Regions from separate parts of the Mus musculus genome. Here regions 2 and 3 are each linked to region 1. The links are chromatin loops, found by intact Hi-C in ENCODE. Cell type or tissue: left cerebral cortex. All regions are shown on one strand.

Evidence for each region. Peaks named below come from ENCODE experiments on the same cell type or tissue, not always from the same donor. Only the 100,000 strongest peaks of a DNase experiment are listed, where the experiment ranks them.
Region 2: it touches region 1 in a loop (2.4-fold over the local background); 5 of 42 quality-filtered maps call a loop at or near these places.
Region 3: it touches region 1 in a loop (2.5-fold over the local background); 8 of 42 quality-filtered maps call a loop at or near these places.

The regions. Positions count from the first base shown.
Region 1 is chr8:46,145,487-46,153,486 of GRCm38, reverse strand. Snx25 (sorting nexin 25) reads left to right here and starts at 1,046. Exons shown (of 19, transcript NM_001372342.1): 1 at 1,046-1,705. The coding sequence starts at 1,331. In left cerebral cortex, CTCF peaks have their summits at 726, 1,021 and 3,562 (motif pointing left); DNase peaks (open chromatin) are centred at 1,910, 3,614, 3,972, 7,117 and 4 more places; H3K4me3 peaks cover 2,661 bases; H3K27ac peaks cover 1,000 bases.
Region 2 is chr8:45,971,759-45,979,758 of GRCm38, reverse strand. 1700029J07Rik (RIKEN cDNA 1700029J07 gene) reads left to right here and starts at 4,507. Exons shown (of 7, transcript NM_001033148.3): 1 at 4,507-6,255. The coding sequence starts at 6,156. It overlaps Ufsp2 (UFM1-specific peptidase 2), which reads right to left and starts at 4,231. Exons shown (of 12, transcript NM_138668.2): 1 at 4,171-4,231; 2 at 464-550. The coding sequence starts at 527. In left cerebral cortex, CTCF peaks have their summits at 1,112 (motif pointing left) and 4,512; a DNase peak (open chromatin) is centred at 4,346; H3K4me3 peaks cover 1,832 bases; H3K27ac peaks cover 1,131 bases.
Region 3 is chr8:46,007,226-46,015,225 of GRCm38, reverse strand. Lrp2bp (Lrp2 binding protein) reads right to left here and starts at 4,624. Exons shown (of 9, transcript NM_026278.3): 1 at 4,426-4,624; 2 at 3,992-4,112; 3 at 3,168-3,280; 4 at 2,044-2,157. The coding sequence starts at 4,091. In left cerebral cortex, a CTCF peak has its summit at 4,280; DNase peaks (open chromatin) are centred at 3,624, 4,210 and 4,684; H3K4me3 peaks cover 839 bases; H3K27ac peaks cover 1,055 bases.

The DNA.
Region 1 (8,000 bases):
ATATTAGCGAACACTGCAAACCTAGGCTGCACACCTTTGATTCCAGCACTCTGAAAGCAGAGGCAAGTAGATCTCTGGGGGGGTCCAGACTAGCCTGGTCCACATAGTGAGTTTCAGGATAGCCAGGTTTACACAGAGAGACCCTGTCACAAAACAAAATAGTACAAGTTAAAGAACCTGGACTTCTTCATCTCAGTGTCATGGGGGTGCTAGCTCCTTATCTGTCAAGCTTCTCTTATTTTCTTATTTCATTTTTTTTTTTTTTTTTGTCTTCTCTACTCTATCTCCTCTCCCAGTGTCTTCAGAAATCCTTCATTTCCATCATCCCTCTAAGACAGTCAACACCCTTTATGGGCTTTGGCAGCTCTGTTACAGTATTGAGCAGCATTTGGACATCTTTCATCTCAGCAAACATCGTCTGTAGACTACCGGCTGCAGTCAAGAGAGGAAAGGAAAATATGTTCTCTCAAAATTCTTTGAACCAGTTTCTTTTGCGTGGGTAACAGCTTTTGTACCGAGTAGTTGTTGGCAACAAAAACACAAAATCGGAGCCAAATCGATTGTGGCAGCTATGTACACTCTCTGGCACTGGGGAGTCTTTCCATAAGTAAGTGGGAACCACAGGCTTCGCTTGACTCCTCCAGGTTTGTCTTAGTCCCCTACCCTTGGGCAGTGGAGTGGGGTCCGTTGGAAGAAAGTAGTAAAAGAGAGGATCAGGGACAGTACGAGGTTAATCAGAGAGCTAGAGAACAAGGCTGGCGTCTGGTATGGGGCTGTAGGCAAGGCGAGGAGCGGAGAGACGAAAATAAGGGGGTACCTGAGCGGAGCTCAACGCAGGCTTCTGACACCTGCAGCAAAATTTTCCACGAACAGACGCGGTCCCCGGGGGGCGGGGGCGGGGCTCGGGAAGTAGCGGGGTCCACTGCGATTGGTCGCGCCCCTTTCCGGCCGCCCCCGCCCCGGGTGGGCGGGGCGACCCCGCCCCACTGTCACTCAGCCGCAGGTCCCGCCCCCGCCCCCGCGCGTCTCGAGCCCTTGGGGTTTCAGTCCCCCTCGCGGTCCCGCTACCTGGGCGCGCCCGGTCGGCGGGCAGCTGCGGGCCCGGCGCGGGGCGGCGGCACCGAGGCGGGAGGGGGGGCGCGGCGGTGTCTGTTGGAGCGGTTCCCGCTCAGGGCCGCCGGCGAGGGCATGAGCGCGGGCTGCCCTTGCCTCGCGAGCGGCGGCGGGAGCGGCGAGGCGGCGGGGCGCCGCGCACAGGCCACGGCCCGGGGCGGCGCCGGGGGGCTGCGGGCCGGGAGATGAGCCTGTCGCCAGCGGCCCAGGAAGCAGCATGCACCGCGATGCCACCGACAGCAGCGGCGCCCGCCGCGGCCCCACGTCCGCCGCAGACGCCTGCCGCGCTGCCCGGGGCTCCGCGGACCGGCCGCGGACGGCGGACGGCCCGGGCTGGGGCTGGCGGGGGCCCGCGGCCGTGGCCGCCCTGGCAGTGCTGGCGCTGTGCTGCCTGGTCCCAGGCTGGGGACCGGCGGCGGGCACGGGGCCGGGCGCCGTGCTGCTGCGCCTCAGCCTGTACCTGAGCTGCGCCGCGGCCGCCTTGCTGCTGGGGACACTGGTCTCGCTCGTCTGCTGGAGCCCGCGCGCCCAGCCGCCGGACTTCGTCTCTTCCTGGAGCCGGCTGGCGGCGACCGTCCGCTGTCCGCTGCGGGTGAGTACCGGTCTCGACTGCCTCGCGTGCCCGCGGCCTCGTGCGCGCGCAGACCCCGGGGGGCTCCGGCCGGGTGGCCCTCCGGCAGCCGAAGCCCGCGGAAGACTGGGCTGCGCGGGCTTGGTCACGCGCGCCGTTTTAGGCGCTGTAGTTAACTCATCCACCATCCTCTGCACAGAGAGATCCATCCAGGCGGGTCTCCGATGTTGAAGTGCAGTTGGTGAGTGCCGAGAAAAATCCGCTTACAGCACCCACGGGAGGCAGGCTTCGCATTCATCACTGATGCTCCTGTTTGGTTCTTCGATCTGTAGTGGTTGGGAGATAACTTTATGACGGCTTACAGAAGAGAAAACTTGGTTAGGTCACCCAGTCCGAGGGAGCTCACTCAATGGGCCCCGTGTACTTCATACCTGTAAGGTCCTGTCTTCCACCATGTTGGTTAAGTTGTCATGCAGCTCAGGTGGATGTCTATTTGAGGGGGTTGAGGGGGTGGCATGCTCACCAGGAACCACTGTCGTTTGTTAAGAGGAAAAGCTGTCCTCAGGCAGGTGTAGGACATCAGGGTTGTGGTTATGTTGCGGAACGTAGGAAAGAACTGGATTTTCAACGTGCTTTGCCCTCCTTCCTACCAACCCTGTTTGCCTTAAATCAAACTTTACCTCCAGTCTGTTTATAATAACCCTTTAAAAGGACCTTCATTTTACCGGACTTGGCTGATTGATATCTTCATAAAACTAAAATTGCCCGAGATCTTGGGAGCCAGAGCAATGGCAGTGGCTCAACTTCATAAAAACGTTTGTTAGAGTGACTGCTGTCCCCAGAGTTTCTATTTGCTTATGGCATGAACCGTTTATTACTTTCTGGAAGAGCTTCCTACTTTTCAAAATGACTTTCCAGAGCCTGTCACTTCAGAATGGCATCCTCACTCATTAGACTCAGGAAACACAGCGGCAGTCTCAAAAGAATAGCAATGCCTGTTCCGCTTAGAAACTTTGATTTGGCTAAACATTTGTGACTATCGTTTGCATTTTAGAGTTGGTGGGTAGATGTGTTCTTCCTTCTATTCTTTTCTCAGTTCTAATAAGTAAGGGTCCTAAAAGTTTACCAGTTAGGTTTTAGACCTATATAAGGCACACCACAGTTTAAATATTATACATACAAACATATACTAAGTTCAGTATAAATTTATTGAGCATCTTTTATAAACTAACTCTTACATGTTTTTGAAGTTTGGGTTGAATTAGCAAGCCACGTAAAAGTCCTAGTCAATGCAGATTATATTCCTGTGAGGAGCCAGACAAGAAATAAGATAATTTTGGATGGAGTTTATAAAACAAAAATGAAACTAAGAGCTGAGTAGTTGTGCATGAATGTAGGTGAAGGAAAGGAGTGCAAATGGTGGGCCAGGTTCACAGTTGTGATATTATCATTTACCTGTCAGGTCCCCAACCACCTCACTGCAGGGATTGCCTCTTGGTTTCCTTCAGGGCGTACACCATCACACCTGGTTTGTTTCTGAGTAAGGGGAAATTTAAATTGTCATCCAGGAAAATGATTTTGCAAATGATTTAGGGGAAAAAAAGTCCAGCAAGTGTAAACCTGATTTCAGGTTATAGAAGGGGTACATTTTAACCTGGGGAAAGGTATTACTGGCTATCCCATTTCAACTCAAATCCTGGTGACAGCTTTACCTAAGATCATCAGGAAGCTACTTTCTAAGTTGCAGATCAAAAATTGAAGGTCGGGCTGGCAAGATGGCTCAGCGGGTAAGAGCACTGACTGCTCTTCCAAAGGTCGTGAGTTCAAATCTCACAACCACATGGTGGCTCACAACCACCCGTAATGAGATCGGACGCCCTCTTCTGGTGCGTCTGAAGATAGCGACAGTGTACTTACATATAATAGTAAATAAATAAATCTTTGGGCCAGAGTGAGCAGGGACTGAGCAAGCGGGGCTGTCTGGAGGGAGCAGAAATCCTAAATGCAACCCCCAACAACCACATGAAGGCTCACAACCATCTGTACAGCTACAGTGTGCTCACATACATAAAATAAATAGATAAATCTTTTAAAAAAAATTGAAGGACATGTTAGTCGCAGAATATTCAGGTTTTCTTACAGGCGATGCTTACTCCAGCCCCACCGTTTGCTGTTATTTGCATTAACTCAGGTTTTTAAGTGAGTGTTATCTTTATGAATGGAAGGCTGGGAGGCAGAGACATGTGGTGTAGTGTAAGATATCTGGGAGTTCCGTGGGAGTAGACTAGAAACTGGACCACACAGGTCATCCACCATATGTGGAACAGGAGGCTGGCTAGCAGTCAGCCAAATGGAGACAGCCGAGCAGTGAATACTACAGAAATTCAGATTCAGAATTTAAAAATGCTCTGTACTTCTCTAGTGCCCTTCCAAGGCTTTACATACGGGCTGGATAAAAATCCTTTTCTATCCCTTCTCTCCCACCTTCTCTCCCTCTTTGGTTTCCTTCGGTGGAGGAAAAAAAAAAAAAACCAAACCTGCACACATTGCTAACGGTAGATAAAGACTTGTTTTTTGTTTTTGTTTTTTTGGAGGCAGAAGCTTGCTATATAGGCCAGACTAGCCTTGAACTCTCTCTCTCTCTTTTTAAAGAATACTTTTAAAAAAATGTATATGTGGTGTCTGCATGTATGTGTGTATACATGTATGTGGGTACACTTGCCTAAGTCCAGGCCAAAGGTCAACAGTTGACATCTCTATCAAGTTGATTAATATTATCATAAAACTGAAAACTGCTCAAGTCCTTTGGGGCCAGGAGAATGACAGTAGCTCAAGTTCATGAAAATGTTACTCCACTAAAGAGGCAGAAAGACTGTGAGAGCCAGAGGGGATGGGGTCACCAAAGGAACAGGGCCTTCTGGACACAAGAGGACTGACATACCTGTGGACTCACAGAGACTGTGGAGGCACACACAGGGCCTGCACAGGTCTAAGCCAGATGGGGTCCCAGTGCCAAGATGGGAAGTGGATATGAGCTCCCACTCACAAAGGAAAATTAGTTTTCTCCAACAGAGTCTCACTGGGTGTGTAAAACCACATTTAAGGGCAGGCCTCATACCCACCGTAGATGATACAAAATGAACTCAATGGCATTTTTGGAATTTTCTTTTTTTGTTGTTTTTTTGTTTGTTGGTTGTTGTTGTTTTTGTTTTTGTTTTGTCATACAATGCTTTGTCTGGAGATTTAAAAAAAAACTGTACAGATCTTTTGTTTATATGTTATGGTTTCTGATTTTTTTTAATGGATTTTGCTTTTTCTTTGGCTCTTTTTCCTGTTTGTTTTGTGTTATTCTGGTTTATTTGATCTTAACATATCTTATTATTATTTCAAATTCCCATTTATATTTTAAAGAGAAGAAAGAATGAAAGAAAGAGATGGTGTGGATTTGGGTGGGTCAGGAAGTGGGGAAGAACTGGGAGAAGCTGGGGGAAGGGAACTGTAGTCAGAATATATTGTATAAAAACTATTTTCGATAAAAAATATAATTTTTATTTTGTATATGTGGTACATGCATGCATATTTGTGTGCATGTATGTGTGTGAGTACACTGGCCCACATTGAGGCCAGAGGTCAACAGTGATGCCGTTTTCTTTCTCCACATTACTATTACTATTATTGTCATCATCTTTGTCGTCGTCGTTGTCATCATCATCATCATCATCATCATCATCATCATCATCGAGACAGGGTCTCAATGATGCTGCAGCTTCCCATTGGAGCTAACCTGGCTGGCCAGTGAGTTATCTAGGGATAACTGCCTGTCTCTATCCTCTGAAAGCTCCGTCTTTTACAGAGTGTATGCACCCAACAAAGATGGTGGGAATGTAAACTCAGGCCCTCAGGCTTGTACAGAGTTCTCATGCACAGCCTGGGCCTCTTCCTGCCGCAGCTTCTGAGGACGGACGGGGATTGGAGGTGTGGATTATGACACCGGCTTGAGGAGGCTTGTCATGCTTCTGGAGGCGTCCTTGTGTTCTCAGTTGTTAACACCACGTGGTTAGGATCTATAAGTGACATGTTTTGTTATTATCCCCTGTACCTAACAGGAGTTGAAGGCTGCTCAAGTGTTTGCTGATGGTAATTAGGAAAGTTAGGTTTCTTTATGGTCACTTAAGTGTGTGCTTTTCCTTAACAATTAATCTCATACCTAGTGGGTAGCTTAGATATGTTCAGATTTTGGATTTTTTTTTTTTATCAGTAGGAACAACTACTGATTAAAAGTAGCTTTCATCCCAGAGAGAAATTCTATCTCAACAGTCCAGTGGTATTTTTACGACATACAGAAGCCTTTCAGATCAAGGTTGATCCCAGTGTCTGGAGAATAGCTGTCTGGGTCCTATAGGGACAGTTCTTAGCACAGTTCTTTGCTGAGAGGGCTGTCCTAGTGTCATGTTCCTAGTCTAAAGTGTAGCTTGGAATTCTGCTAGACCACTTAGCCTGTTTGGATTTGAGCATTCACTAGGTACAGGCGCTGGACCCTAGCACTCGACGCAAGGCAGGCAATGGCAGGAGAAATGAGAATGGGAATGGAGTCATTTGATATCGAAAGGCTTATTGCTCCAGGCAGTTGAGACTGTATCCTCTTGTGGAAGAGAGGGGCACAGCTGACATTCTGGGAAATAGATCTCATTGAATTCCTTTCTACCTTCTCTGTCTCACACTCTGGAGTTTTCTCTTTTTGGTAGATACAATTTACTAGCTACTTAAAAAAAAAGGCTTATTGTAAGTTGGAAATTTTATAATAGTGTATGTTTATAGGGGACACACTGTGGGCTATTATGCTAATATGATAAACAAATTAACCTCCATCGACTGAAATACTTAATGTTTTTCTATTTGATTTATACCATGTTAAAGTGAGTAAGTAATTAATGGGAGTTGGAGGGCCAGCACAGCAGGATCCACGGGAGTTGCGTGTAGTAGCATACGGGGAACAGAAGACCATAGCTGTTTAAGGAAAGTGGGAGACTGTGAAGTTAATCAGACAGAAAAGTTTAGAAAGTCTGTCAAATCAAATCAACAAGCATTTCTACTTTCTGATCTTGTTAGTTTTTTGTTTGTTTGCTTTTTTTTTCTTTTTTGGGGTTTTTTGTTTTGTTTTGGTGGTTGTTTTGTTTTTGCCTGCCCAGTTGCTGAGTGCCAGCGCCAAGTATGCTCTCGGGGGATGGAGTTTGATGAGAACAAGGGGCAGTAAGTACAAACGACAGGTTTAGGTCTGAAAGTTTCCAGCTTCCTAGCGAAGAGTTGGGAGCCTTGCAACAGTAGCATTGAGAGCTTGAATTACTCTCTCTAAAGTGCGTGGCACTGTGACATTGGGGAGGATCCAGAGATAAACAAGAGTAGCCCCTGTGCAGTCCTCTCAGGCTGAGTGACATTGACTGGAGAGAAAGGCAGATGTCTAGAGACAGTAAGAACATTCACACAGCCATCCCCTGCTCTAGTTGGCTTGGATCAGGCTGCTAGGATTCCTAAATGGGTTCTTTGACTAATACAAATGTTCTTTGAGTGAAACAAACTTAATTTAGTTACTTGGGAGGAAGAGGAAAGAAACAGGAATTAGAGAGACTATACATAGCCTCTTTGTGGCTTTCCTTTATTATTCTAATGTGATAAACAATCCTAGATAATTTGACAACAGATAATGACATAATATATTTAACCTCTCTTTTAAGAATATTTGTTCACTTTTCAACTAAGGGAGTTTTGAGTCATGGTGACCAGTAGGAAAAAAATGTCTTTTTAAAAAATGTCTATTAAATCATTGGATTGATAATTGGTTCACAGCATACCAATTAAAAACGTTTAAATCAGAATCCTGCCTAAATGTTTGTGGTATCAGGGATGCTGCATTTTAAATTCATGCTGTACATAATTTCAGGTATAATTTTTTATAGGTCATGCAGTCACATGATTCATAAAAAGGAATGGAAGGATAAACAGTGGACATAGGGAACATAGGGAAGCTGGTTTTTTGTTTGTTTGTTTTTTATAAAGGCAGGCACCAGTGTAGTTGCTATCCATTCTAGATATATTTTAACTATAAACTAATAAAAATACTCATTCAAGAAGCTTTTGATAACTCTCATTTCATAGTCTATACACAGTGATTGCACATGCAGAAAAATTATATTTTCTGGTCTCTTGTTAGGAAGGAAGACTTCTTTAAGGCTGTGAAATACATAATAAAGTTACATATGAATAATGATAACTTCAAAGTAGAGTGATATAAACAAGGAACATAAAAAGAAATGCCAAT
Region 2 (8,000 bases), 170 kb after region 1:
CTCCCCCCCACTACTTATCTCAGGCTTTGGCATCAGCCTCAGCCAAAAGCTAGAAGACATCCTGGAATTTGCTTCATACACATCATGCTGAATTTTTATTTCCCCCCCCCGAATTCCTTCTAACATTTCAATAAACTATAGCATCTAAAGGAGTCTGATACCAGAAACATGGGTAACACACAATTACAACTCTGCAATATATAGTTTCAAGAACTCTACTTACATTGTGTGACAATTTTCTTCAAGACAGCCCTAAAGGTTCAAAAGGAAGATTAAACCTTCTAATTTACACAGAGGTGCCCTGTGGGCTGCTGAGGGAGTTAGTATATAATTCTATTGAATCCTATTTAATTTGAGTTTATTTTTCTTATCTTATTAACTCATTTTTTTATTGGCAAAATGGAGGGATACTTAATATATATCACTCTAAATTCTATGATAAAAGGTGTTTTGGAAGACATACCTTTAGGTGGTGCTAGCTGAAAAGCCAGATCGAAGCCGCCTCTTATTCTGAAGAGTATATCCATAGAGCATAGTTTTGGGAAACCACCTAGAACAAAGGAAACCACAATTCCCTTGAAGTGCAAGACAAACTCGTCTTCATATGAATTAGAATATACTTCAGTTAGGATATGGCATTAATTAAACTAGATTTTTCTACTTATTTCATGAGTTAATGACTTATGTATAAATATACAACAACCCCTGTAAATTCTTTTTTAAAAAGTTTTCAAACCTTAATCCCATACTGAAGTCATCTAGGGACACTTAGGAGTGTCAATGCCTCCTAACTCTGGAACAGCATAAGGCCATCCTGGGCACGAGAATACGTAAAAGCCTGCCCTGCTGCCTTTCATGGCGATTACAATATGAAAAGGAGGTTCAGAAGCACTGCATTTGGCACTGGAATCTTGATGCATTTAGCAACGACATGAAATTGTCAGTGGTAAAAAACTAGTTGAAGAACATGACCAGAAGGGGATGGAGAGGTGGCACTGACGGCTCTTCCAGAGGTCCTGAGTTCAATTCCCAGAAACCACATGGTGGCTCACAAACACCTGTAGTGGGATCTGATGCCCTCTTCTGGTGTGTCTGAAGACAGCTACAGTGTACTCAGAAACCTAACATAAATAAGTAATTCTTTTTCTTTTTTTCTTTTTTTGGTTTTTCAAGACAGGGTTTCTCTGTGTAGCCCTGGCTGTCCTGGAACTCACTCTGTAGACCAGGCTGGCCTCGAACTCAGAAATCTGCCTGCCTCTGCCTCTGTGCTGGGATTAAAGGTGTGCGTCACCATGCCCAGCCCAAATAAATAATTCTTAAAACAACAACAAAAGAAAACATGTCAAGAACACTGAGCTTAACACACGGAGAGACTGTGGCTAAGCCAGCGGGAGGAAAGGAGCTACCGATGGTGACACGCTGGAAGAACTCATCATTGGCAAGGCTCAACAGTGATTTCACATTTAGAAAATACACCAGGATTAGATACAGGGATGTGAACCAAACTGCAGCAGTGAGAACACCACAGAGCTAGAGAGTGTGCGAGACAGAATTTATTTGGCTTAGACAATGGTCGCCACTGACAGAGAGAGATAAAAAGCATCTGCAAAATGGAAGCGACTAGCAGTTCTTAGCTGGGATCCATGTTGAGTTTCAGGTAGCAAATGATACATATAACAAAAGAGCTGTCTCATAATGTGTTTGTATGTGTTTGGGGGAGGTGGATTCTTGAGGAAAGTTTTCAAAGATTTTATCAAGTTCTTAAACTATGACTTGAACACTTAAGGACTACATGACCCAAGAATCCATGGTGCTTTGACTGAGAATGGCCCCCAGAGGCTCATATTGAAATTCTTGGTCCTGAGCTGGTGGAACTGTTTGGGAAGGATAAGAGGTGTGCCATAGAGGCTGGCTTCGGGCTTCAGACGCCTCCCACCATTCCCACGATGCTCTCTGCCTCCTGCTTGCAGATCAAGATGTGAGCTCTCATATGCTGCTCCAGAGGCTTCACCAAGTCATGGCTTTGCTTCGTCACCATAGGCACTAATGATAGAACCATAGGCACTAACTCCAGAACCATAAGGCCAACTAAACTCTTGGTCATGTGCACGGTGTCTTATTACAGCAACCCAAAAGACACTAACAGAAGAACCCTGTGGCGGTTTGTATATGCTTAGCCCAGGGAGTGGCACTATTAGAAAGTGTGGCCCTGCTGGAGTAGGTGTGTCACTGTGGGTGTGGGCTTTAAGACCCTTGTCCTAGCTGCCTGGGAGCCAGTCTTCTAGCAGCCTTCAGATGGATGTAGAACTCTCAGCGACTCCTGCACCATGCCTGTCTGGATGCTGCCATGTTTCCGCCTTGATAATGGACTGAACCTCTGAACCTGTAAGCCAGCCTCAATGAAATGTTGTCCTTATAAGAGTTGCCTCGGTCATGGTGCCTGTTCACAGCAATGAATCCCTCAGACAAACCCTATTCTGGAACAAGTGAGCTAGAACTGACTCCTAAGGCTTCAAATGACTGAACCTTGGGCATATATTACCTTTGATTGTCAGAACATTATGAAGTAGGTGCCGGTGCAGTTTTTTATTTTGTAAATTTCTTGTCACATCTCTGCAAGAGTGACAGCTTTTATGTAACCTGTTCAAAGACTACACCATGTCCCAATTTCACTCCATTAACTTCATTCTAAGCGAACAACAAAAAGTTTAATAATGCTGTCCATTCATTCTGTTGTTTATCATAAAAAACTAAACCCCTCAAAACTGGAAAATACTGTGAGAACTACCAGTGAGAAGTTTGATAAATTTAGAACAACATTACCATTTGAGTAAGAAAAATACTTACATAAACTGAAGATTGAAAAGACAAGCAAAAAACCCTGTCTTGAAAAAAAAAAAGAAAGAAAGAAAGAAAGAAAGAAAAAGAAAAAAGAAAGAAAGAAAAGAAAGAAAAAAGAAAAGACAAGCAAGAGTAAGGTTTAACTCGGGTACTTATACAATAAGATTTCTGCTTAACATAATCAGTCACGCCTATTCTTTTCTGTAAAAAATGGGGAAAAGATATGGTACTTCAACCAGGGTTGTTATGACAATTCTTTAAGCAATCATATGTGAAAGCGCCAGGGTCTCTTTAGGCTTTTAAAGCAAGATACTCTATGAAGATGTAATATTTAAGCTGAAATTCGAAGGGCAGGTAAGTAGCCCATAAAAGAAGCCTTAAATTTTCCAAGGTAAAGAGGTATTCTTATGTGTGTAAGCCCATTCTAAGCACAGTGGCCAATTGGTGAAGGTTCGCTTAATTGAAACAACATGTAGGAAGGCTGATGTATACGATTGTAAGCCCAACACTTGGGAGGTAGAGGCAGGAAGGTCTGGATTTCAAAGTCATTCCTGACTGTGTAGCCAGTTCAAGGACAGCCTGGGTTTTGTGAGGCTCTGTCCTAAAACCAAAGCAAAAGATCACTTAGACTATGACCCATGGACGGACAGCAAGGACAAAGCTCAAGGACGGTAAAGAAGGTTTTAATACAGCCAGCCAGAAGTAGAACCCAGACTTGATTATTGACTTTGTTCTTGAGATGAGGCAAGTTTGTCAAGGGTTTGGTGGGCACAAGGAGGGGTGAGCTGGGTTATCGAATGGGAATTCTGAAGGAAGAGTGCGGGGAGAACAGGAAATGATGAGCCGGCTCTGTAACTGCTGAGTTTGAATGATTTATTTAAGTGGAAGCAGTTGACTAGACTTATGAATTGGGTTCGGAGAGAAAGCTCAGGGTGTAAGCTGAAGATTATCATCTGCGGTACAGATGGCAGGACTTAGCTGAGCTAGGAGAAGGGGGAAGCTGGAGAGTTCTGTGCCACGTAAGCGAAGGGAGAAGACTATTTTAAGGAAGTTAGGTCTATCTTTTCAAAACCAAAAGTTCTTTTAGCTAGCTTCTAAATACGACAAATAGTGCCTTACTGTCAAGATGCACTGACTGACCCGGAGAGTCGCATGACCCGGTGCTGCTGGTGACCAGATCACCCAAGAGATCCAAGTGAGGATAGTTTGTACCGCGACTTTTGGCCTCTCAGGAGCAGCTCCTTTTAGGGGCCTGGAGCCATTCTCCTAACGGTTGACGAAGTCCTAGGGGTAAATACGGGGAGGTCACTGACAACCAGAATCACTTACCAAGCACCACTGGCGATGGCAAGAACACCTACTTCGTGCAAGCAAGGGTCGTCCCGGAAGTGACGTCACGCCCGCCGACTGCGGGGCTCCGACAGGTGACTACAACTCCCAGAATGCTTCGCGTCAACCATCACGGAGCGTACCACAGGGAAACTATTCGCCGATGGCGGGGAAACAGAAGGCTTAGTTTCGAGAGATTTTATTGGCTGAGACTTACGTATTCTATGGCCTTTCTTCCGTTTTCGTGGACGCGCCGTGCGGGTTCGAACGTTCCGAGGGCCTACAGTAGCACGTTGGGAAAGGGTTCTCCCGTTCCCACGGCAACGCGGCCTAACATGCGCCAGCGGCAGCTTGCGGAACTGTGCGGCGCGCGCCTCTGCTGCTGCGCTCTAGGCTGGAGCCCCGGCCAAGCGCGTGGCCTCGAGCTCTTCGGGCTCTGCTGTGGAGTGATCCCCGACCGGAGCAGGGTCCATCTGATTCTGGTTGTGGGATTAGGTGTCTTTTGGAGAGGTGACTCGGCCTCGCAGACATGGGTTTTCCTTAGCTACCTGCCTACTTCAAGCTACCTTTCCTTAGAGGGAATAACTTAGACAATCAGTCCATTTATTTTCTGCAGTTTCTCCCTTTTAGCCAAACTTTTTTTTTTTTTTTCCTGGCGTAGAAAAGAATTTATTGAGTAAATTGCAAGGATGCAGTGGACAGGGCTGTAACAGAGGAACCTTCTTAGCCAAACTTTTTGAAGGGAACTTGCCATATTCTACTTGGGTAGAATCCCACGATTTTCGTGTCTACGTGATTATAAACCAAAATTTATGCCTTTTAAAGTCTGTTTTCCTACTTCTACCTGACCAGAAGGAGAGGGTTGCAAAAAACATTGCGTAAATGTGTGAATGAATACTTTGTAAGTTTTACTTAAAGAGTTTATTGTAGGGACAAAGTTGAAGGCATTGGCCGCAAGCGCTGGGGCGACAATGGTAAAAAACTAAAGGGGTTTTGTCGTTCAAGCCGCTCCGGAGGTTAGGGCAGAGGTTCCCTGATTCCAGGAGTTCCATTCCAGTCTGGGCAGCGTTGCCTCAAGAATGTGGTGAAGGAGATTGAAACTCAGTTCATGGTTCCTAGCTGTCAGTTCACTGGGGAAAATAAAGGGTGCCAAACCACGGATATAAGATGACTGTTAATGAAGCTTGGGAAGGTGTTAAAGCGGAGAATCTCCAGGAGAAGAGACCAACTCCATGACTGTCCAATTAAAGCAAGCTGTGTGTTGGGGTGTGCCCGTACTAGCCTGCTGGCTGTCTCACTCTGAGAGCACCCCTTGCGGCAGCCTCATTAGGTCCTTTTTACACGAGAGAGAGAGAGAGAGAGAGAGAGAGAGAGAGAGAGAGAGAGAGAGAGAGAGAGAGAGATCGTTCACCGGACTGAGAGAGTTGGCTGTTATACATTGTAAAAACAAAACCAAAGAACAATGTGAAAGGGAAGGAACAAGGTCATGTTCCTACATCATGTGAATCGGGTAGCAAGTTTAGTGTTGGTTGAAAGACATTTTGCAGTTTACATCCTATCTAAGAAACAGGGATCAGTCCTTAATTACAAGGAGAAATCTCAACTTGGAAGCACTTAACGCAGGACAAACAGGAACGTATTCTTTAACTACAAATAGAAACCGTAGCCTGTACAGGATGAACAGGAGCTTAGTCTTAACTGTCTTAACTGGAAACAAAAACTTTAACCTGCAAAGTATATTGTTCCTAGTTTGGTCTCACAAAAGCTATGCACAAGCCTATCTGATGGGGCTTGTGCGGGTACGTAAAAGAAGTCAACCAACCAACCAATCCAGAGACTTAAAATAATGGCAAATAAATAGTTTGATATTTAATAATCATTCTTTTCTTTAAAATTAATTTCCTGTAGTTTTCAGTGTAAAGTAGGATTTTGCTGCAAAAGAAGATCTAAGAACCTTTGTGAAGTTACCACCCCAAGGAGCAATCATGCCGATAGAAGGTGGGAAAACAGATATGGAGAGGATTGGCCTCTTCAGTGAGATGGAATACATCACTGTGGGCGACAAATATGTGTCACCATTTAATCGTGAGTATCTTTGGTATTTTAAAATACTTGAATAGCATATATTTCCAATACAAAGATTTTGATTACATACATATTGTCTTAGTTAGGGTTTTACTGCTGTGAACAGACACCATGACCAAGGCAACTTTTATAAGGACAACATTTAATTGAGGCTGGCTTACTGGCCCATTATCATCAAGATAGGAGCATGTCAATATCCAGACAGGCATGGTGCAGGGGGAGCTGAGAGTTCTACTTCTTGTTACAAAGACAAACATGAGAAGACTGACTTCTAGGCAGCTAGGGTGAGGGTCTTAAAGCCCACACCCAGGATGACACACTTTCTCCAACAAGGCCACACCTACTCCGAGGCCACAACTACTCTAACAAGGCCACACCTCCTACTAGTACACTCCCTAGGCCAACCATATTCAAGCCATCACACACACACACACACACACGCACACGCACACGCACACACACACACACACACACACACACACACACACACAGAGAGAGAGAGAGAGAGAGAGAGAGAGAGAGAGAGAGAGTGCTGAGATCAAAGGTATATGCCAATCATGCCTGGCAGTATTTATTCTTTAATGGTACATATTTTAGAGCATTGAGTTCTACCGTATATTGTGACAACTTGTGTTAGTGCAGCAGACTTAGGAAGAACTTAGTTTAAGAGTGGGAAGCTCATTTTACAGGGCTTCTTTACTTTCATTTATTAAAAAAACTTTTAAGATTTGATTATTTTTCTTTTATGTGTATGAGTATATTGCCTGCATGTGTGTCTTTGTACCATATATATGCATTGTGCCTGGGGAGGCCGGAAGAGGGTGTTGGTTCTCCTGGAACTGGAGTTACAGATGACGGTTAGCTTCCATGTGGGTGTGAGGAAACAAGAGCTCCTAACCACTTGAGCCATCTCTCTGACCCCAGCTTTGTTTACTCTTCATGGGTAATTTTATTTCCTTCCATTGGTAACTTTCTTCTAGAGTAGTGGACGTTCAGCTGTGTAATTTTTTTATTTGTTTATTTAATGTGTATTTGGCCACATGTATGTATGTGTGCCAAATGTGTACTTAGGGTCCTTGAAGGTCTAAAGGGGAAATCAGATTTCCTGGATGCGGAAGTCCTGGGAGCTGAATTCAGGTTCTCTGACAGAATAAGTGTGGTTAACCTCTGAGCCATCTCTCTAGGGACCCTAGTGTAAAAAAATCATTTGACTCCATGAAGGGTATCCATTACCACTCATCTGAAAAACACACTGCTAACTGAACATCTGAAAGATTTCTTTATCAAGAAAAGCCGTAATAAGAAATCTAAAATTAGCTGAGTGTGGTGGTCCATTAAAGTAATCCTAGTACCTGGGAGGTTGGAGGCAGAAGGATTGGGAGTTTCAGGTCAGCCTGGACTGTGGGACAACCAGTCTCAAGAAAAAAGAATGGTAAATATATCCCTTCAAAGTCTCAGCTAAGGTTCTGTGTATCAAAAAATCATCTGCTATAGAAACATGCCCAAAGCAAATGATCAACTAGAAAACAAGGTATAGAATAATGTATGTATTGTGCTAAGTGTTAACAGTGAAAAAGTGGTATACAGTATCCATGACCGTATCTGCGCATTCTCTGGGCCACACAGTATCATTACCTGTGAAAGGAAAGTGGGTAATGGAGCACAGCAAAAAAGGCTCATTGGGGGTTTACACGGTAGACTGTGAGGTGACGTGTACAACCTCTTTTTTTTTTTAAATGTAAGTT
Region 3 (8,000 bases), 140 kb after region 1:
TATAATATCAAATATATTATATTGAATGCATATGTTAAATGTTCTAATATTGGGATATATTATAATATTAAATATAATATTAAATACATATGATGTTTGATATATTATAATATTAAATATGTTATAATATTAAATGCATTACAGTGCTCAAAGATGGAGATGGCTTTGTTTTTACTTTTTTAGTTTCATCATTTCTATACAGTACCTACTTTATAGTTCAGAGAACCCACAACTTTTCTAGTTCTATCATTTTCCTGGTCACAGGTCATCCCCCAACATGAGCAGGAAGGCTTTGTCTCAGAAGATAGACTCTTTCTGTAGTAAAGTTCCTTGAAAACCCACTGACATTAAGGCCTTGATAACAGTGTCCACATGGGTCCACAAGGACAGATACTCACCCAGTCTGCTATATAGATCTGACCTGAGCATACCGCAGTGAACAAAATAGACAAACCTCCTGACCTGTGAAGCTGTGTCCCAGTGAGGGATAAAGAAATTAAAGAGAAAACAAATCATTAAGTAGCCACTGCAGCTATTTCATAGTCCAACCACAGCAGGCTTCTAAGGAGAAGATAGCTCAGTAATTACCAGGACTGACAGAAGGCAAATGGAAGGATGATGGTGATGCTCTGCGGGAGAGAGATGGGAACCAATCTACTTGTCTTCCAGGAGAAGACAAAGCAAACAGAACACATAGAAAGAGGCAAGAACAGGGTAGAAAGGAGTCGATAAGGTTTGGAAGAATCATGAGATAATAGCTCCACCAGGAAGCAATCCCTTACGGATGACAACAGAAGTGAACAAGACGCAGATTCAAGTCAGTGGTTTATTATCTCTTTGGTGAGTTGAAACTTCCTTTTTTGATAAGTGCTTTCTGGTTGGATATGAAAATTTTAAAGATTTTAGAAAGATGTACCCACCATGACTGTAATTTCCTTAGTCCTTATTTCTAAATTCCATGTTAAATGACCCTTTAACAATAATTGTACCTGTTGAGCCTTGATATGATTTAAATGTAAACAGGGAGCACTGGGTTAGGAAGCACAGATGAATTAAAGCCAGTCCTGAGAAGCCATTTACTCTAGAGAAAGACATGGAAAGTTGCAGAGCTAACATCTCATGAGCATGGCTGTACCAGCTCGCTTCCTCACCCATAGTTCCTCTGAAATAAGGGAAAATATTTTCAGCAGCATGTTCAGAGCTGATGATAGCAAGGAACCTTTTTGTGGTAGATTATAGAAGTTTATAAATGACCCTCAAACACTCACATTGTGCAACTAAGAAAATCTATGACAAATCGACAATGTAATTTCTCTCGCAAGATGATCAAAACTCCTCACACACAATGCTTGTTTTCGACTTTGGCTTCTCCAATTTGAAAACTATAGACATTTGTACAATTTGTAAAGTATGTAAGAATTCTTTTATGTAAGTTTTATGTAAACTTTCTAATGTGAGAGTTGGTGGGAAAGCTTTAATCTTTTCTAGAAACAGAGAAGGCCACATTGGTAATTGTGAGAACCATGCGCAGAGAAAGGATCAGAGTGCATGCTCTTCCTGCACCACAGTAACATGAACTCAGTGGTAAACTATGTTTTCCAGGAGAGATGAAATGGTTTGAAGTGGCAATGGATGTTATCTCACCAGACCTGCTCACCATGTGAACAAAAATATAGAGGCACCGTCAACATGAGGATAACTCCTTGTTGTTCATATGGAGGAAGAAATAATTGGAAAGATAAAGCATGCCTGTAGTAGTTGCGGATGGTCATTCAAGTTCAATATTGTTTCTGACAGTTGAATCTAGTTATGTCAAGAAGCTGCTAGTTTAGGTTTGGACCTGAATGGGGACAAAGTGGGAAGGGACCAAAAGAAATTAACTTTGTTTTTTATATATGTGTGCAGTGACATCAGTATCCATTAGAATACTGAAAGTGATATATTAATATGTTAAAATAGAGATTTTTAAAAATACAATTCGATTCCATCAGATAGCCCATTGGTAGTGGAATCTTAAAAACCATGGACAAAATGATAACTTACAGCATTTGCAATGGTCCCCAGCCCATCATAATACATCACTCCTAGCTGATAAATTGCTTGATGGTCTTTCTCCTGGATTTCCTCAAACTGTGCCAAGGCTTCTTCATACCAGCCCTGAAAGCCACAGAGAGTATTTAAGTTTATTATGTGTTTATAGTAAACCCAAACAGCAGCATACAATGGTCATTTCTGCCTAAGGACACAGTTAACAAATGATTCAGCCATATTGGAACTGAAGGCCCAAACTGAGAAGACAGCGGCTTAGGCCATCAGGCCGTGCTATCTCAGAGAGGGTGTGGAAACAAGCCTTCAGAAGGTATTTATTTATAGAGTAAATGAAGGCACAAGTATCAAACGGTTAGAGAAAACCGAGTCTGTGACTCAAAGGATCCAGAGGGACTCTACGCAATCCTTTGGAATTCAATGAATAACTGACGCTCTATTACTGGACCTGAAGTGAGAGCACACAGAAGGTCTTTCTCTCTACCTACAGAGCTATCCCACTACGATGTGGATAAATAAGGAAATGGTCTCCTCATGCTGTATAGGATATATGAGAAGGTACTTTTCATACCCAATAATCAGGGACTTCAATTATTGTTCCTATGCAAATAGCTTGTTAATGATACTACATATTACAAATAAAACCACAAAATTTACAGTATAGAGATGGATTTTTCAAAATGACACCTTTAGAATAATTTTTCTGAAGAAGGTTCAGATGTCTCCTTAATCTTATATCTGTGGGCCACAACCACAGCCTATGTGATTTCGCAGAATTTCTCTGACATAACAGTGTAAGAGACTCATTTGAAAGTTTGCGGGGACCATCTTCTGCCTCTGCTTTGTGTGTGTGATGCGCAGATGGAACCTAGGGTCTTATCAACCCTATTCAACTACTTTACTAGTACACTAACAGCCCCAACAATTAATCCTAAGAATACAATTATACCAAGAAGAGGAGGAGGAAGAAGGAGGAGGAGGAGGAGGAAGGGAAGGGGAAGAAGAAGGGGAAGAAGAAGGGGAAGAAGAAGAAGAAGAAGAAGAAGAAGAGGAGGAGGAGGAGGAGGAGGAGGAGGAGGAGGAGGAGGAGGAGGAGGAAGAAGAGGAAGAACTATTGTTACCTCTTCAAAATAGAGTTGGCCTCTTAGAAAATATGCCATAGCATCCCCTCTTCTTATTCTTTCTTTCAGGAACTGCAATGCTGTATCCACCAAATTAGCGTGGAGGTAATAATCTGATTCAGAAAGGCAAAAACGGTGTTAGTTATATAACGTGCAGGTTCTCTCGTGAAGCCACACGTAACGTAGAATTCATTAGATGCTGTTAATCTCAGTTTCTTTCCAACTTCTCATCCCTAAAGCTTAGCTCAGAGAAAGAACATAACCTAAGCAGAGTCATGATCACAGCACCAACACACACCTGGCATAATCAAGAAGTGTTTATTGTGCTTGGGTGAGGGTTCACTGCCGGGTAGGCACTCCAATGCAGTCTCTGCATGCACTGGGCAAAGCTGTCTGTGAATGAGTTAAACTCTTAGCCTGAGCCATGTTAGGACTACTAATCAAATGGGCTGGCCATCTCCAGTTTAGTTTTTACAAGCTTATGTAAAAATAGCTTTCAGTATCCATTTGAAGTAAAGCGCAGCGTTGCGCTCTCTGAGGGAAGCAACATCTGGCGTCTCTTTTTTAGAACGAATCCCTAAGTGCTGGGGGGGGGAGGGGTGAAAATGTAATCAGGCTTGAATTGTGAAACACCTCCAGGATCAGCTTGCTGTCTGAGTAAGAAGGTCACTAATCTCCAGGAAAGCCAGAAAGGAGTATAACATTAACTACCTCCTGGAAACCAGTGGCATGGGTTTTTGTTTGTTTGTTTTGTTTATTCTAAGCTTACATGGAATTTCAGTAAAAATAGTTTCCAAGCAAGAATTAACTATTCAGATGTATACCGGGCTTTTCCTTCTTCCACTGGAAGAATTTCTGTTGTTTGGCAGCATACTGAGACAGAGAGAAAGGGTTTTTGGGCAACTTCTCGCTGCTCAGCTTCATCCTGTCTCCACAATGTGGGTCCTGTTAAGGAAGAACACATAGGTGGTTACAATTTCTCCTCCCGGGAAAGCACCAAGGGAGACTTCACTCCCCATCACAGAAGCATCTGCCCCACATTGCCTGGCCAAGGGACCCTGAGCTAGCAACAAATCCCGACTGGCTAAGGATTCACACATGGCAGGGGGCGTCCTGTCATTCCCAACTGCTGCCACTCAGTGGCAACAGACTACACCGCTCACAGTCGCTGCTCCTGTCACGGAGGACTTTCCTGTCGCCCTTTAACTGAAACTGGCCAGAGTAATCCGTTTCGGATGACAGGATGCGTCTGTTTTACCTGGGAATACACTGTGTTTTAGCTCTGTTGCTCAGTCTTCTCTTCCAGTCTGTACTGGATTGCCATGTTACCAGATGGACCACTGCTGCATGGTAAATCAGAGCCTTCATATAAAATGTAGGGGCCACCTCATTTGGGTTGAAGGAGTCCAGGTTGGCCTAAGCTGAGAGTAGTGAAGACAGCAAACTCTGTTGTTGCTATGCTTTTTTTTTTTTCTTTCTGTTTTGGTCTTTGACATTCTACTGGTTCAACTTACTTCCACCAATCAGGAGCCAGCGCCCAGGCCAGGTCTCTCTGATTGGTGGTCTACAGAAGTTCTTAAGAGAAGCTTTGTGTGATTGGAAAGCTGCATTTACATACTTACAGGATACTATTTTAGGCAACACGCTGCTTCATTGGATGAGAGTGGAACTCAAAAAAAAAAAAAAAAAAAGACATGGTTTACTAAGTCAGCAAAAAATAAAAATAAAATAAAATCACTGAAATGTCTGTATGTGGGAGGAGTTAATTAAGAGCTAATTTCTTTATCTGTAGTTTGAAATAAAGGTTCTTAAAGTGTCCTTTCCTTGATATACAAAGTTAATGGGCCCAGCATGGTGGCGAAATGTCTTTAATTCTGGCACTCAGGAGGCTGAGGTTAGCAGATCTCTGCTAGTACAAGGCAGCCTGGACGAAATAGTGAGACCCTGTCCACAACCAGACAAAAAACAAAGTTGCTGGTTACTGGGTTGGAGATGTGGTTTCAGCAGTTAAGAGCATCAGGGTTTAGTTCCCAGCACACCACAGGGCATCTCACAACTGTCTGTAACACAGTTCCTGGGGATTGGATGCCCTCTTCTGACTTATTCAGTCACTAGACACATGTGCCTAGTGTACATGTACACACATGTATCTCTCTAGTGATACACATACACACATGCAGTCAAACCACTCATACACATAAAAATAGAAAGAAATTAATTAAAACAAAACAACAACAACAACAAAAAAAAACAAGTCAAAGTGTTTCCAGAGGATCTGAACTTGGTTCCCAGAAGCCACCTTGAGTGGGTCCCAACCACCTGTAGCTCCAGCTCTAGAGAGTGACCACCCACTTCTCGGCTCTGCTGGCACCCCTCACATGGGACATATATGCATGCAGACACACATACACATACTCATAAGAATAAATCTTTAAAAAGTAAAGTAATTGGATTATGTATATTGCAAAATCTAAGTTTCCACTAAAGAATATAAAGTTCCCAATGAACGAAGCCACATGTGTAAGATATATAGAAGAAAGCAATCCAAATATGACAGCCTACTGTCAACCACCACTCACAAACTAGATGAAAAGATGTTATTTCTCTGAAGACATTAATACAGTGTGCTACTATCTAACAAGGTTTAGAGCAGAGGTTCTCAACCTTCCTAATGCTGTGGCCCTTTAATACAGGTCCTCATATTGTGGTGACCCCTCCAACCATAACATTATTTCTTTGCTACTCCGTAACTATAGTTTTGATAACTGCTATAAATTGTAATGTAAGTATCTGGTATGTAACCCCAAGGGCTCATGGTACATGGGTTGAGGACCACTGGATTAGAGAAACCTCAGAAAACTCAAGGAACGGCATCAGATATGAAACAAAGCATAAACAGCATTTACAGAAACAACACAAACCTCATTTAAACTCATGTTGTTGTTTTCTGGCTACAATACTGCACATGGTTTCTGTCGTTTTAGCGACTTAAAAAGAAGTATTTCAGCCAGGCGTGGTGGCGAACACCTTTAATCCCAGCACTCAGGAGGCAGAGGCAGGCAGATTTCTGAGTTCGAGGCCAGCCTGGTCTACAAAGTAAGTTCCAGGACAGCCAGGGCTACACAGAGAAACCCTGTCTCGAAAAACCAAAAAAAAAAAAAAAAACCAAAAAAAAAAAAAAAAAAGTAGTATTTCACAGGGTCTGAAAGAGAAGAATTCACTCAGCTTCTACGAAATGTCAGGTTTTGGGTTTTTTTTCTAGGTGCTATATAAGTACTGATTCCTATAATACTTGAGGAAATAGAGATCGTTATGAGCACTGTTGAATACAGGCGGAGCCTGTCAGAGCAGAGAGCTGATGTACCTGATCTCAAAGGGCTGGTTAGCAAGGGCACCCTATCCACCTATGTGTCATTTTGTTTTATCTCTTAAAACAACAAGCCAAGCAAATGTCATTTTTAATGTGTTAGAAATGTGTGTCTTCTACTTTAAGAAGATGGTCATTCTGAACACACTGGCTCTGCAGTCTGTAGAAGTCCGTGCTACATCCTCTCACGTTTGTCCCCTGGAACAGGGCTGACAACCCGTGCTGCCAACACATGCCTCTTGGAGGAGAAACAAAGGTACTATGAAAGTGAGCCTGCTGCTTGCTTGGGGATTTTCTCTGAACTCCTGGCCCCCTGTCCCGTACTGTTCATTGCAGCTGCCTTCCTTACTTTTTGACTTTAATCCATCTCTCTGAATTGTCTCATAATAGCTATCAATGTTCTCCCACCCCAAGGCCTGATCATGGTCCCTATAGTCACGAGGCTGTCTCTAGGAGAGCTGTTTTCTGAGGGGTCATTTCTGCTCTGATTTCTAGCAGGAAGGGCCGCTAGAAGACGGTAATTCAGGTTTAGTACTTTATAAGATGAGGAAAGAGAACTTAGAAGAGATTTAAAATGTGAGGTTATATATTTATTCTGCCAAATTTTGACATTAAGCATAAAAATCAGCAGAAGCATCCAGCAGTGTGCCTACTATGTTGTGAACCTGGAACATCCTGTTGTAGAAACTGGGCATTCACTCATAGCATAATCAGAAAAGAATCCATGGTTTTGAATTGTTTCATAATATTTATTTATTTATTTATTTATTTATTTATTTATTTGTGTGTGTGTGTGTGTGTGTGTGTGTTCATGCATGAGTGCAGAGGGCAGAGAACAAGCTGTAGGAGGTCAGCTTTCCCCCCACTTCTACCATGTGGGACCTGGGGTCAAACTCAGATGCTAAAGGCTTGGCACTAAGTTCTCTTACCCCTGAGCATCTCCATAGCCAGAACCTGGGACTTTGTGAGGACTTTGTGGGTGACACACATGCGACATTCCCTTCTCGGGTCCTCTTTACCCCTTCCTATGCCTCTGAAGTCAGCTGCTCTGAATGCTAACTGACAACAGTTCACACCACCTCTTTCTATAGATTTATCCTTAGGAAGTCATGAGTCTGGCAGACAAACCCCTTAGGTCACTGCCCTAGTAAAAGAGGCAATCCATGTGGGGCACCCATGCACATTCTTGCTGACTGTAAGAAGAATACAAAGTCCTGTTTATTCTTCCTGGAGCCTTTCTCAGGCATGGCCTTTCAGTTAGTAACCTTAAAGGATAAGGTCATGTATCTACATAGCCAGAGAGCAGGCTTGCCTGTTAGAGGCATTGAATTGCCCAAGCTTAGGATGCCTCTCATAATGCTGTCTTCTGGGTGTATCAGCATCCTAGGGGCCTTCTGGGTATATCAACATCCTAGGGGCCTTCTGAGTCACCTCCATGAAACCGGGGGAATAGGGTAGGCTACAGA